Linked DNA regions of Homo sapiens: region 1 is linked to region 2. A link is a loop called in an ENCODE intact Hi-C map of the cell type or tissue named here. Cell type or tissue: Caco-2. All regions are shown on one strand. Each heading gives the region's core, and the rest is flanking DNA. Links, peaks and the distances in the headings are about the cores only.

Region 1 (8,531 bases), core at 4,513-8,512, 140 kb after region 2:
TAAACATTGGGGAAAAGGAATTCCAGGTAGGAAAAACCAGCCACGCCTGGCCGTCTTTCCTCCTGGATCACTTGTATCACTCACTCTAGAGGCCACCAGCCACCATGCAGTGAGGATGCTCAGACAGCCCTAGAGAGAGGTCCATGTGGTGAGGAACTGAGACCTCCTGCCAACAGCCACCATCACCCAGCCATTCTAGTGAGTCAGCCATATTGGAAGAGGATCCCCCCAGCCCCAGTGAAGCCTTCAGACCATACCCTATGTACCCGTTCATTTGGTTATTCATTTGTATTTGTTAAAATATCCTTTAACAAAACCAGTAAACATAAGTAAAGTGTTTCCCTGAGATCTGTGAGCCATTCTAACAAATCTTCAAACCCAAGGAGGAGGTTGTGGGAATTTCAAACTCAAGGAGGGGGTTGTGGGAACCCCTGAATTTTAGTCCAGGACACTGGGGACTTTCAACTGGTGCCTGAAGTGGGGGGCAGCCCTTTACCGGTATGGTCTAATGCTAACTCCAGGTAGTCAGTGACAGAATTGAGTTGATTTGCTGGACACTCAGTTCGTGTCTGCAGAATATTATAGAATTGCTTGGTGTGGAAAACTCACATATTTAGTTCAGAAGTGTTGCGAATGTAGAGAAATGAGTTTTCCTTTTAACCAGCCAGAGGATGGTGGGGAGGAGGAAGGCATTTGGCAGATGGGACAGCAGGAGCAGAAGTGAGCTGGTGCAGGGAGCTTGGTGTGCATGGCTGGGCCATGTGAACCGCTTGGCTGAGCTGGGGTGGAGGGAGTTGTGGGTGTGGGTTGGTCACGCTCCAAAGGGCCTCGGGGGACCTGCGAGGGCTCTCAGCTGCATCTTGCTGCCAGCAGGGTGCTAGGTTGTTGTGGCCTGACTAGGAACAGCATGAGGCTTTGCGCTTTGCTTGAAACTGGAGTTCTGAGGAGACAGGGACGAGTGAATGAGAGAGCCGGAGTAGGGAAGGCCTGGGATGAGAATGAAATCAACAATATACTGTTACAGTAGGTAGTCAGGCAGACATAAGCAGGGGAGGAGGGGGACCCCATCAGGAATGCCAGGCCACCAGGATGGTCAGGCAGTTGTCAAAGTGTCTCTGAAATAGTAATTGGTTGCAGCCAGTGCAGGGGAAGGCAGTCTCCCAACAGATAAAATACACCTGAAGCTGTTGATCAGCATTCTGGATAAGATCTCAGGAGTTGGGCGAGTGGGCTCAAGTATGGGCAAGTAGGCTCAAGTGTACACTCTAAGAGGCAAAATGGCGGAGTTTACCTGGTATATGACCTTCCTCCAAGAACACTTGACTGGTAAGGAAAAAAACGCCTCAAATGAGGACGCACACAACTTCAGTAAACGCATTGCACATGTGGTCCCTCCCAAGTGCTGGCAGCCCACTGCACCTGCAGACAGCCCATGCCAAAGGAAGAATCAGAGAGGACAAGAGGCAACCCCCGGAAGCATGCAAATGTATAAAATCCCAAGTAAAAGGCTGAACCGTGCACTTGAATCTCTTAAGTCACCTGCTTGACCCTCTTTCAAGTATACTTTATTTCCTTTTGTTCATGTTCTAAAACTGTTTAATAAACTTTCACTTCTACTCTAAAACTTGCCACGGTCTCTCACTCTGCTGTATGCCCTTAGATGAATTTTTTCCTCTGAGGAGGTGAGAATTGAGTTGCCACAGACCTGTACAGATTCGCCACTGATAACAATACCAAACATTTATATCACACTAACTGTGTGCCAGACACCAGGCTTAAAATTGATCTATGCTGTCGGACTTAATCCTCACATCTGTAAAAAATGAGGCTCAGAGAGGTAAAGGAACTAACCCAAGGTCACACAGCCAGTAAGTCATTCCCTGCCATGGCCTGCAAAGTGCTATGTGATCTGACCCCAACCAAGAATTTTGGCCTCATCTCTTTCTTTTCTCCTCCTACCCTGTTCTGGCCACACTGACCTGGAGGGTTCTGGAGCCAGCCCTCCTTACCCTTGCCTCACGGCTTTTGCACCTGCTGTTCCCTCATCCTCTGCTTATCCCAGGACTGACGAATTCTTATCCTGCATGCCCCACGCTCCTGGGGAGCCCTTCCCAAACTGCTCTCTCTCTGAAGAGTCTATGGCAGATATTTCCTGAGATCTGAGCCACAACCCTTCAGGCCACCTAGGATTGTGGCTGCAGCTGTGGCTGGTGGACAGTTCTAGAGCAAATGGGCCTCATCTCATCTAAGTACTGCCTCATTGCTCAGCTTTTCTGTCTTCAGCCTTCTTCACAGCCTTGGCAGCTTGCCTAGTCTTGTGTGTGTTTTGCAGGGGTTGCTGGGAGGGGGCTTAGGGGAGTTAATGCCCCATTGAACCAATGAGAAACAGATGGACTGTGTAGATAAATGCCACAGCCTTGTGTCCTTCAGGGAGATAATTTGAGGCATGCTCTAGCTAGTACCTTTGAGGATCCTCCAGGGGATTGGGTTTCAGGGGTTCACAGTGGTGACTCCTTCACTAACACACCTTTTATTTGCTTTTTCCCATTCCCTGTCTCACTCTTCTTGTTCCTTCATTGCTTCCTGAGAACAACTCCTAGATTACCCACCTACCCACCTGCACCCAAACTCTGTGAATTCAGAGTCTGGAAACCAGACATGCACCTGCCCCAACCCTGTTAGTTTCTATCAAAAAAGATGTCCCCCTATGTGCATCACCTCCTGGTATTCATACCCTTACATAGCCTGACATTGTGTCAGGGTGGCCGGGGGTGACCAACAAAATCCAGTGGAGGCCACAGCATGTGACTTCTAAGGCTAAGTCATAGAAGACGTTCCTCCTCTTCCTCTTCCTCCTCCTCCTCCTTCTTCTTCTTCCTCTTGTTCTTCTAGACAGGGTCTTGCTCTGTTGCCCAGGCTGGAATGCAGTGGTGCAAACACAGCTCACTGCAGCCTCAACCTCTGGAATGAAGCAATCCTCTCATCTCAGCCTCCCAAGTAGCTGAGGCTACACGCATGGCCACCAGACACAGGTAATTTTTATTTTTATTTCTGTAGAGGTGGGGTCTCTCTATGTTGCCCAGGCTAGTCTCAGATGCCTGGGCTCAAGCAATTCTCCTGCCTCAGCCTTCCAAAGTTCTGGGATTATAGGTGTGAGCCACTGTGCCTGGCTATCCTTCCTTTTGGATCACTTGGGTCACTCACTGTAGAGGCCACGAGCCACCCTGCAGTAAGAACACTCAGAAAACCCTAAAGAGAGGTCCATGTGATTAGAAACTGATGCCTCCTGCCAACAGCCAGCATCACCCAGCCATCCTTGTGAGTCAGCCAAATTGGAAAAGGAACCTGCAGCCCCAGTGAAGCCTTGAGATGACCCAGCCCCAGCTGACAACTTGACTGCAACTTCACAAGAGACCTTGAGCCACAACCACCCAACTAAGCTGCTCCTGCATTCCTGATCCACAAAATGATGCAAAATAATAAATGCTCATGATTATTTTAAGCTGCTAAGTTTTGGGTTAATTTGTTATTCAGCAATACATAACTAATACATTTGTTGAATGGCATCAATTTTACAAATATTTGTTGCAGACCTACCATGAGTCAGGTGCTGCTATTATAATGCTGACCAAGGCAGATATAGGCAAATGCTAATGTAATTACAGCTGTACTATGTGTTGCGAAGAAGAGGAATCTGGTGCCCTGGAGAGTGCAGTGAAAGGAACTGGCCTTGTCCAGCAGGTTAGGGAAGGCTTTCCCAAGGAAGTAACTGTGACCCTAAGAACTGTAGAATGAGTAGGGGTTGATCAGGTGACAAGGGGTGAGGGAGCTGTAAGAACGTTGTGTGTATTCCCCCTTGGCACTTTTGCTCAGACTGGTTTCTCCTACCTGGAATTCCTTTTTCCCAATGTCTACTTAATTCCATTCTACCTGTACTCAAGTTTCAACTCATATACAGCCTTCTCTGGAAAAACTTCCCTATTTCCCATAGTGCAATTAGTTCCTCACCTGGTGCACAGAGGTGTACCAAGTGTGCACCCCTATGGGTGCACATAGCACGTGACAAACCTCTCAACATATTTTTCTCACTCTCTTTTAGTGTCATGGTTCATAGAATGGGCTCTAAAATCAGATTACATAAATTCAAATCTCTACTTAACAATTATTCACTATCTAACCTCCCTGGGTTTATCTATAAAATAAGAGTAACTACCTCATAAGGGTTTTGCAAGGATTAAATGGTTAACATATGTACGAATAACATATGGATATCACTACCATAATGTTACATAAAAAACAACCCCAAAACTCAGTGGCTGAAACAATGATGTCCTCTTGTTTGTGTATATGATGGTTGGCTGGGAACTGGCTGATCTTGGCTGGGCTCTGCTGAGCTTGGCTCCAAGCTGCAGCACACGTGAGTTTGTTCCATGGTTCTGTCTTCTTCCTTGAACCATTGAGCTGTTCAGGAGACACTCTTCTCATGATGATAGCAGCAACATGAGGGAACAAGCCCAATTACACAAGCACTTTCAAGCCCTTGCTTGTGTCACATCTGTGAGCAGCCCTTTAGCTAAAGCTAGTAACATGGCTGAGCTCAAAATCAAGGCAGGGGAGTACATTTCACCTGTGATGGAAAGACAGCCAAGTCATGTAACAAGAGACCTGGATACAGGAAGTGTAAAGAATTGGGACAAGCAATTCCACCTATCATAAGACAGGCAGAACATTTTGAACATGCCAGGCACATTGCAGGTGCTCAAATAATTTGTGAGCTATGATATTATTTTCATATACGTCTTATGTGTCCATCCTACAACTGCAACCCCCAACTAGACTTTGAATTCCTTGGAGAGGGAAGGAGATTAACTGAAATATGCATGCCCTTTGTGCTGGGCATTGTGCTGCACTTTACCAGCTTTCTCCCACTGAAACTTAACAACTGTCCAGTAAGGAGGATTCTAATTCAATCTAGTTATGAAGAAACTGAGGTTCAGAGAGGTTAAGTGACTTGCTCAAGAACACACAGCTAATGAGTAATGCAGGTATCCATATGGTTCATTTTCTTACTCTATTCAGGTCTCTGTTCCAAAGGCACCTCTCAAGGAGGCTTTCACTGACAACTCCATTTAAAAGGGTACCCCATTTCTCTCTACATACTGTTATTCTGCTTTATCTTTCATTTTTCTGCATACCATATACCAACACCTGACATATTATACGCTTGATTACTGAATCCCCTGGTCTCCTCTGAGATCAGGGATCTTGTCTGTCTTATTCACTCCTATAACACTGGCATCCAGAGCAGTGTCTGGCCTGAAAGAGCTCAATACATTTATTGAATAAAGAATTGTGTTGTGAGCTGCAATCTATCTGACAACCCAACAAAATAGTAAGATAACTTTTCATTTTATTGTTAATAAAACTGAGGTTCAGAAAGGTAAAGTGACTTGCCCAGGGCAGCATAGTTAATAAGCATTCCTGTTGGGTTTTGAAAGTGTGTCTCTGCATGATCCCAAAGATGTTGTCATTTCCCCTAGACCGTGTTGTCTCACTGGAAACTCTCAACATGGAATAGCCCTGAGGCTGACAGCATCCTTGCACTCAACTGGGTCCTCGACCCAGCTCAAGGCAGGTCCCTGGGACGTGGCTTGAGAACCTTCCTTTCCTCCCCTCCAGTGGTGACATGGTGCTCAGGAAAGGACAAGTCACTGGTATCAGACAGAGGGCTGGGCCTTGCCCACTGGTCCCTCTTGTTGAGCTGTGTGACCTTGGGCAATGCTCCTCCCCTCCCTGGCCTTAGTTCTGGGTTCCAAAGAGATACTCAGGAACCGCCACTGTAGTAAGGGAGGGTCTCAGTGTACAGGGCTCAGAACCCCTACTCTGGCTCCTGGCTCTACCCAGGGTAGCTTAACATACCTGTTCTGTAGATTTGCGTTTCTAGTAAATTGTCCCTTGATACACACCTATTAGAATAGTGGGAAAAGGTAACAGTATCAATTGCCGGTGAAGATATAGAACAGCCAGAACTCTCATTCATTGCTGATGGGAATGCAACATGGTGCAATCACTTCGGAAAACAATTTGGTGGTTTCTTAGAAAGTTGAACATATACTTATAACATGACCCAGAATGCACTTGTATTTTCCAAAAAGATATAATATATATGTTGTGTGTGTTTATACAAAAGCCTGTACTCAAATGTTCATAGAATCTTCGTAATAGCCGAAAAGTAGAAATAAACTCAATATCCCTCCTGTGGGGAATGGCTAAACAAACTGTGGTTTATCCATACAATGAATTCCATGCAGCAACCAAGGGCAATGAGCTACCGACACACAGAGCAACCGAATGGGTCTCCAGGGCATTGTGTTAAATGAAATGGCCGCATTATGTGTGATTCCATTTACAGAACATTCTGAAAAAGGCAACACTCCAGGGACAGAAAACAGATCCATGGTTGCCAGGGGTGGGGGAAGGGGCTGACCACAAGGGACTTGGGGATTTTAGGGGGACGATAGAACTCTTCTATATCTTGATTGTGGTAGTAGTTACACAACTGTATGTTTTTGTTAAAGCAGCAGAATTGTATGCTGTAAGGGTGAATTTTGCTGAATGCAAATTATACCCTAATTTAATACTTAAAAAAAATCATCTGAAGAAAAGATTCTGTGGCTGCAAAACAAAAGCTGGAAAATCCCCAAACTGGAGCAGACTAGAGGTCTTTCCCAATACACCAGTGTGGGTTCCTGGGAAGACCCAGCTTCTGCCCTTGCCTGCTCTGAGCTGAGGCCAGGGGTTCGGTTTGTGGGTCTGACACCATGTGTCTGAGTATCTGCTGGGTGCCCTGCCTGGAAGACGTTTGGTCCTCTCATGCCTGCTCCTGTGTGGCCTCCACTGAACAAACACTGACCCCTGCTGTCTTCATCTATTCCTTCTTCACTCCAGCTTGATCTCAGGACCAGAAAACCATGGTCCATCCCTAGGTCTGGGGAAGTCACAGGGGTAGCAGAGATGGGGAGCTGATCTGAGGCTAGGAAAAGACCTGGCAGCCAGTGCTTCAGGGGATGGACGCGATGGTGAACTGGGCTTTTTTCCTGGAGCCTCAAGCTGCCTCCTGGCCCTGGGGCAGGGTAGGACAGATGGGTCAAGGGCCAGGCAGACACCAGGTGGATAGCCCAGAGGCTCCCAGGACACATTACTATGTCTTTTCCTTGTCCAGGTTTTACTGTCCTGGCCTTGGCATCAGAAGGGGACACCAGGGCTTCCACAGATGGGGGCAGCACTGGGGTGGGGTAGGAGGCAGACAGAGGACTTTGGTGAAGTCCTGCTCAGCCTCTCTGGACCTCAGTCTTTTTAGCTGTTAAGTAGGGATGCCAATCACTGCTCCTCTATTTCATTTATTCATGTACTGAGCACCAGTTACTATAGAGGTCTTTGGGAGTAAGGGGATGATCGTCACTACCGGGATCCCTGGCTCCACAGAGCTCAGAGATTCACAGTGATAGTAGTACCATCAAGCTGTGGCTATGCCCAGGCCCAGTCTACAGGGAGGCCTTGGAATTGGTCTACTATTTACAACTGCCTGGGGACCACTCAGGAGAAATGAGGGGAAGAGAGACTGGCTAGAAGCAGATGGTGGGATAGATCCTGGGCTCTCTTGGCAGCTTCTCCTTGACCCTCCTGTCCCAGAGCCCCCTTAAACCTGTCCTCAGATGCTGGTTCAGATGAGAGAACACCAACCTCTGGGGTGAACATGCCCAGGGTGAGGGAGGCCCAGGGGGCCAGGAACAATGTGCCTGGGCCCATGTGCTGATGTGCATGCACTTACATGTGTGGATATTTGCATGTGTAGTGACTTGTACATATGAGTGTGTGTGCATATGACTGCTTATGAATACATGCTAGGGCTTGCATGTATCTGTGCTTGCATGTGTGTACATCTCTAAGGGTAAGAACACACAGTCCTGTGGATCTCTGCATATGTGCACTGTCACATGTGTGTGGGGGTGTGAGCGCGGGGTGCATCTGCGTGCATGAGCAATGTGGCCAGTGTGTGCCTCTGTGTTCTCATGTGGGTACATGTGTCTGAAGCAGTATACACTGATACATGAGCTTACGTACATATTTCTGGCTCTGCAGGTACACAATGTACACAATGTGTGTGTTGGTGAGTCTGAGTGTGTGTGCGTTTTTGTGTGTGCATTTGTGTGTGTGTGTGCAGAGCTACCAGGATTCATTTCCCATCTCAAGTCCCAAGAACCCTTGTCTAAGAAAGGGGCTGCTGCCCCAGCTGCCCAAGGTTGAGGGTTCAGGCAAACACACAGCTGCCTTCCTCCTGGGGCAAAGCCGGAGCCTCCCCAGGTGTCAGCAGCTACCCCAGCAGGGCAGGGCCAGGCCAAGCACAGCCAGCCAAGCACCGACGCGCTCCCTTCATGTGGTGGCATGGGCCTATTTCTGTCTTGTTTGGTTCATCCTGGCCGGGTGTTCCCATCCAATAATGCCCTGTTTCTCCACCCGGCTATTTCGGC
Region 2 (4,000 bases), core at 1-4,000:
ATGGTGACAATGAGATCCAGAGAAAAGGAAAGAAGAATGGACTTGAAACCCTCCTGAGGCTCTAATGATGGTGATTCTGCAAGGCTGAGAGCAGAGATTTACATATTTGCTGTCAAGGTGAAGGTACCACAACGTGGATGCCATCTGGCAGGCACCTGGGTGGCTGACACGCAACATCAAGTGCAGTATCATGAAAATTAGCCAAGCTGGGCCCTGGTACTTCATTGCTACCTGGTGTGACGGTGGACACCCAACATCCACACCCTGGCTCCCAGTCTCCCCACCTTTAAAATGGATTTGATCTCCAGATTGCTACGTTTGTGTCCATATGTAATGGACAAAAGTGGTGATGGACTAACAAATTACGGGATGAGGATCTGCAGGCTTTATTTACTACTAAAATGTTTATTTCATGTGTTGATTATCTGCAGCATCGCCACCTTGCAGTTAGTCACTGGAGTCCTCTCAGAATAGGAACCCACCACTGCTCCCGAGTAAGCCGGTGACCTGCAGCTAAAAAATTAATCCTTTCGTGTCTCAGTTTTCTGATCTTTACATCAGTGATGATAGCAGTGCCACCTTGTAGAGTTCTTGTGAAAATTAAATGAGTTAATGAACTTAAAGTGCCTAAACAGTAGCTGGCAGAAAGTAAATGCTCAATAAATGTTAGGTATTTTGACCATAATCGTCATTTTTTTCTCATTGGCCTCTTTTTTCTCTTCTTATGCCTTAGGATTTGAGAGATGTCCCTTAAACACCAACTGGTGTGTTCTGTGTAAAAGACACTCAACAGGCCGGGTGCAGTGGCTCACGCCTGTAATCCCAGCGCTTTGAGAGGCCGAGGCAGGCAGATCACTTGAGACCAGGAGTTCGAGATCAGCCTGGCCAACATGGCAAAACCTTGTCTCTACTAAAAAATACAAAGATTAGTCGGGTGTGGTGGCTTATGCCTGTAGTTCCAGCTACTTGGGAGGCTGAGGCATGAGAATCGCTTGAACCTGGGAGGCGGAGGTTGTGGTGAGCCAAGACTGTGCCACTGCATTCCAGCCTGGGTGACAGAGTGAGAATTTGTCTCAAAAAAAAAATAAAATAAAATAAAATAAATAAATAAATAAATAAATAAAGGCACTCAACAGGGTAGACATAGGAAGTAATCCTGGTCTGGCTTGGCCTGGCTTAGCCTCTGGAGGCGGCTGTTTTTCCACCTGGTAAATTGATGATTTTCATTGCGTATTTTCTCTGAGTGTTTGTTAACTCCAGGGCAGTCTTTTGGAGTTAGTTTGTCATTGACTTGAACCCACCAGAGAAGAGTTGACCTCTCATTCTGCATCTGGCATTCAGGGTACGGCGCCAGGACTCAATCAACAAAGAGTGGAAATAGCCATTGGCCGTTGAGGACCCGCCAGGCCTTGGCATGCCAGAGGGAATGTCTTTTTTGGTTATGCCCGGTAAGTACAACAAACTAAAAGAGAAAAAATAAATAAATTTGGACAAAGCGATCTCAATTCATGTGTTTTGAAGAAACCTGGAATAACTTAGAGAAGAGAGATGACAAATATATGTTTCCGGAAAATATTAGCTGAAACTGCAACCACCGTTGTAAACATTTGCCGTCCTCCTGCAGAGGAGGGAGCACGCCACCTCATCTTGTTGCATTTAAGTCCATATATAATGGATAAAAGTGCTGATGGACTAACCAATTATGGGGTGAGGATCTGCAGATTTTATTTACTATGAAAACGTGTATTTTATCGGTTGGTTATTTAAATAAATGGCTGGAATACAAATCAACTGACAAAAACCATCGTTCCTCTCAAGGATGAAATATTTGAATTCATTATTCAAAGGCTTTTGGAAGCCTCTGGATGACTGAGTGGATTTGTCACCAGTCTTGTTGATCGCTGATAGAAGTTCCTGACATGGGGTTTAGGGTTGCTTTCTGGTAAGATTCCAGGGGCAGCCTTTTGGAGTTAGTGTGTCATTGAATCGGACCTGTCAGAAAAGAGTTGGCCTCTCATTCTGCATCTGGCAATTTGGGGTATGGCACAGGGTAAGAGCCTGCTGTGGTGGGGCCCTCTGCCAGGTACTTTTGTCTTCTGTATCTCATTTAAATCACACAGGACAGGCTCCTCTGCCTCAAAACTGGCCCCCTCTTGGCGAATCTTGTCAGCATTCACATGGCAATATAATACCAGAATTCACCCTGGGAACCCTTCTGAACAGGCCTTCCTCCAGCCAAGCCTTGTGTGGCCCCACCCTGGGTCCATGAGCAGACACGGCCACAGGGTGTCGCTGTCCCACTGGGCTGGGCCACGCTGAGCATTTATCTGGCTGTTAAAAAACCCCGTCTCTTAAAGAAAACAGTGCAACACGCAGTTGCGTAGCTACTCAGACAGGCCTTAATTATAATGCAAACCTTGTCAAAAAGATGATGTTTACTGTAGGAGGCATTTTACAGGACTAACTTTCACATGCTAGATTCAGTTTTCAACAAAATAAAAAAGAGAAGAAAAAGAAAAGAAAAGCAAGAGAGAAATCAAATGAGCCTTCTCAACACTTGATACCTCACGTTGTGATATTTTGATATGTTATGTGGTTGTGTTGCGGGATGATGAATGTCAGAATGAAGTTTTTTCTTCTTTTTCTTTTTCTTCCTTTTTTCTCTTTTCCTTCCTTTTTTTCTTTTTTCCTTCTGGCAGCTTTGTTTTTTTTCTTCTTCCAAGAGCTACAAAAAAAATGTTTTTCAAATGAACACAGGCAAGGATATGTCACCCAGTGATGGATAGCTCACTCCGGCTCAGCTTTTGATAATTAAGTTCTACTCTTCACAGACGAAGGCCATTCTGCCAAATCTAAAATACCCCAGAAAATGTAAAATTAGAACCTTATGAGAAAAAAGATTAAAAGAGCTAAATATATATGTATGTAGTTTGGTTAGGTGGTGATTGGCATGGGGTGGGGTGCGGAGAAGGGATTGATTTGATAACTGCCTACAAATCTGCACAGAGACACATGGCAAGGAAGAAGGGGGATATTTACACAGGGAGACAAGGTCAGATTAAGAGTAATTAAATGACCTAAATAATAATAACAGCAATAATAATAATAATAAAGAACATTTACGACAAATATCACACAATCGTGACTGACAAGAGCTAGCACTTAACTAAGGTAGAGCCGCCTAAGGGACACAATAGACACTTGAACCCTTAAGACATTTCCTATGCATCTTCCCTATGCACAGGCAGGTAATACTCTACAGAGACTGAAAATCCCTCTTGGTTTCCCAGAGGTTGGGCAAGCTTTCTTAAAGCTCTGAATTCTGCATCTACAAATCTTACATTAAGAGCCCTGAGGTTACACAGCATTAAATACAATTTGCTAACTGAAATGCTCAACTGGTTCTAAATCATAAGCTGGGGAGTCCATGGGGCTGCTCCGGAAACCTCCCGTGAAGTCCCAGCCAAGGTCAAGGAGATCCCGATACTTGCATGCGGCAGTGTCTCTCGATCTCTCATTGCTTGGAGGCCACCATCTTGTTTTGCTGCATTTGCCACTCACCTACCACGCGCAGGCTGCACTGGTGGAAAATCCGGCCCTGAAACCCGCCTGTCGTTTCACCATGGATCACCACCACCGACCACAACAAGCACCAGGGATTGCTCAGTGATTTATTAGAAGAGACTGCAAAAGATACTTTAAAAGCAAATTCTCTTACCCCCGTGTAATGTACCACGGCAGGGAGGAAAGGCCAATAACCCATGTGGCCATTACATTCTTGGCACCCTCTTAGTTGGCTCACTCAAGTGGGCAGGAGCCGGGTTTCATAAACCGTTCCTATCTTGAGGACTCCTGGCGTTCATTTGATCGCCCTGAAAGCTGGATCCTTATCTGCTGCAGTAATTTATCTTTTTGGAAGGAGAAAGCAGCGGCAAAGACAGATGCAGTTGATAAATACACTATTTTCCAGCGTACAATCAGTCTCAGTTAAATGTTAAAG

What was found. Peaks named below come from ENCODE experiments on the same cell type or tissue, not always from the same donor. Only the 100,000 strongest peaks of a DNase experiment are listed, where the experiment ranks them.
Region 1: a loop joins it to region 2, with 27 times the contacts of the local background. A loop is called at or near these places in 6 of 110 quality-filtered maps.

Annotation. Positions count from the first base shown.
Region 1 is chr16:55,118,939-55,127,469 of GRCh38, reverse strand. No RefSeq gene overlaps it. Among named protein-coding and RNA genes, the nearest start is that of IRX5, 190 kb to the right of the region's middle. In Caco-2, for the core only: no CTCF peak of the experiment used is centred there; a DNase peak (open chromatin) is centred at 6,869.
Region 2 is chr16:55,256,444-55,260,443 of GRCh38, reverse strand. No RefSeq gene overlaps it. Among named protein-coding and RNA genes, the nearest start is that of IRX6, 66 kb to the left of the region's middle. In Caco-2, for the core only: a CTCF peak has its summit at 2,292 (motif pointing right); a DNase peak (open chromatin) is centred at 2,283.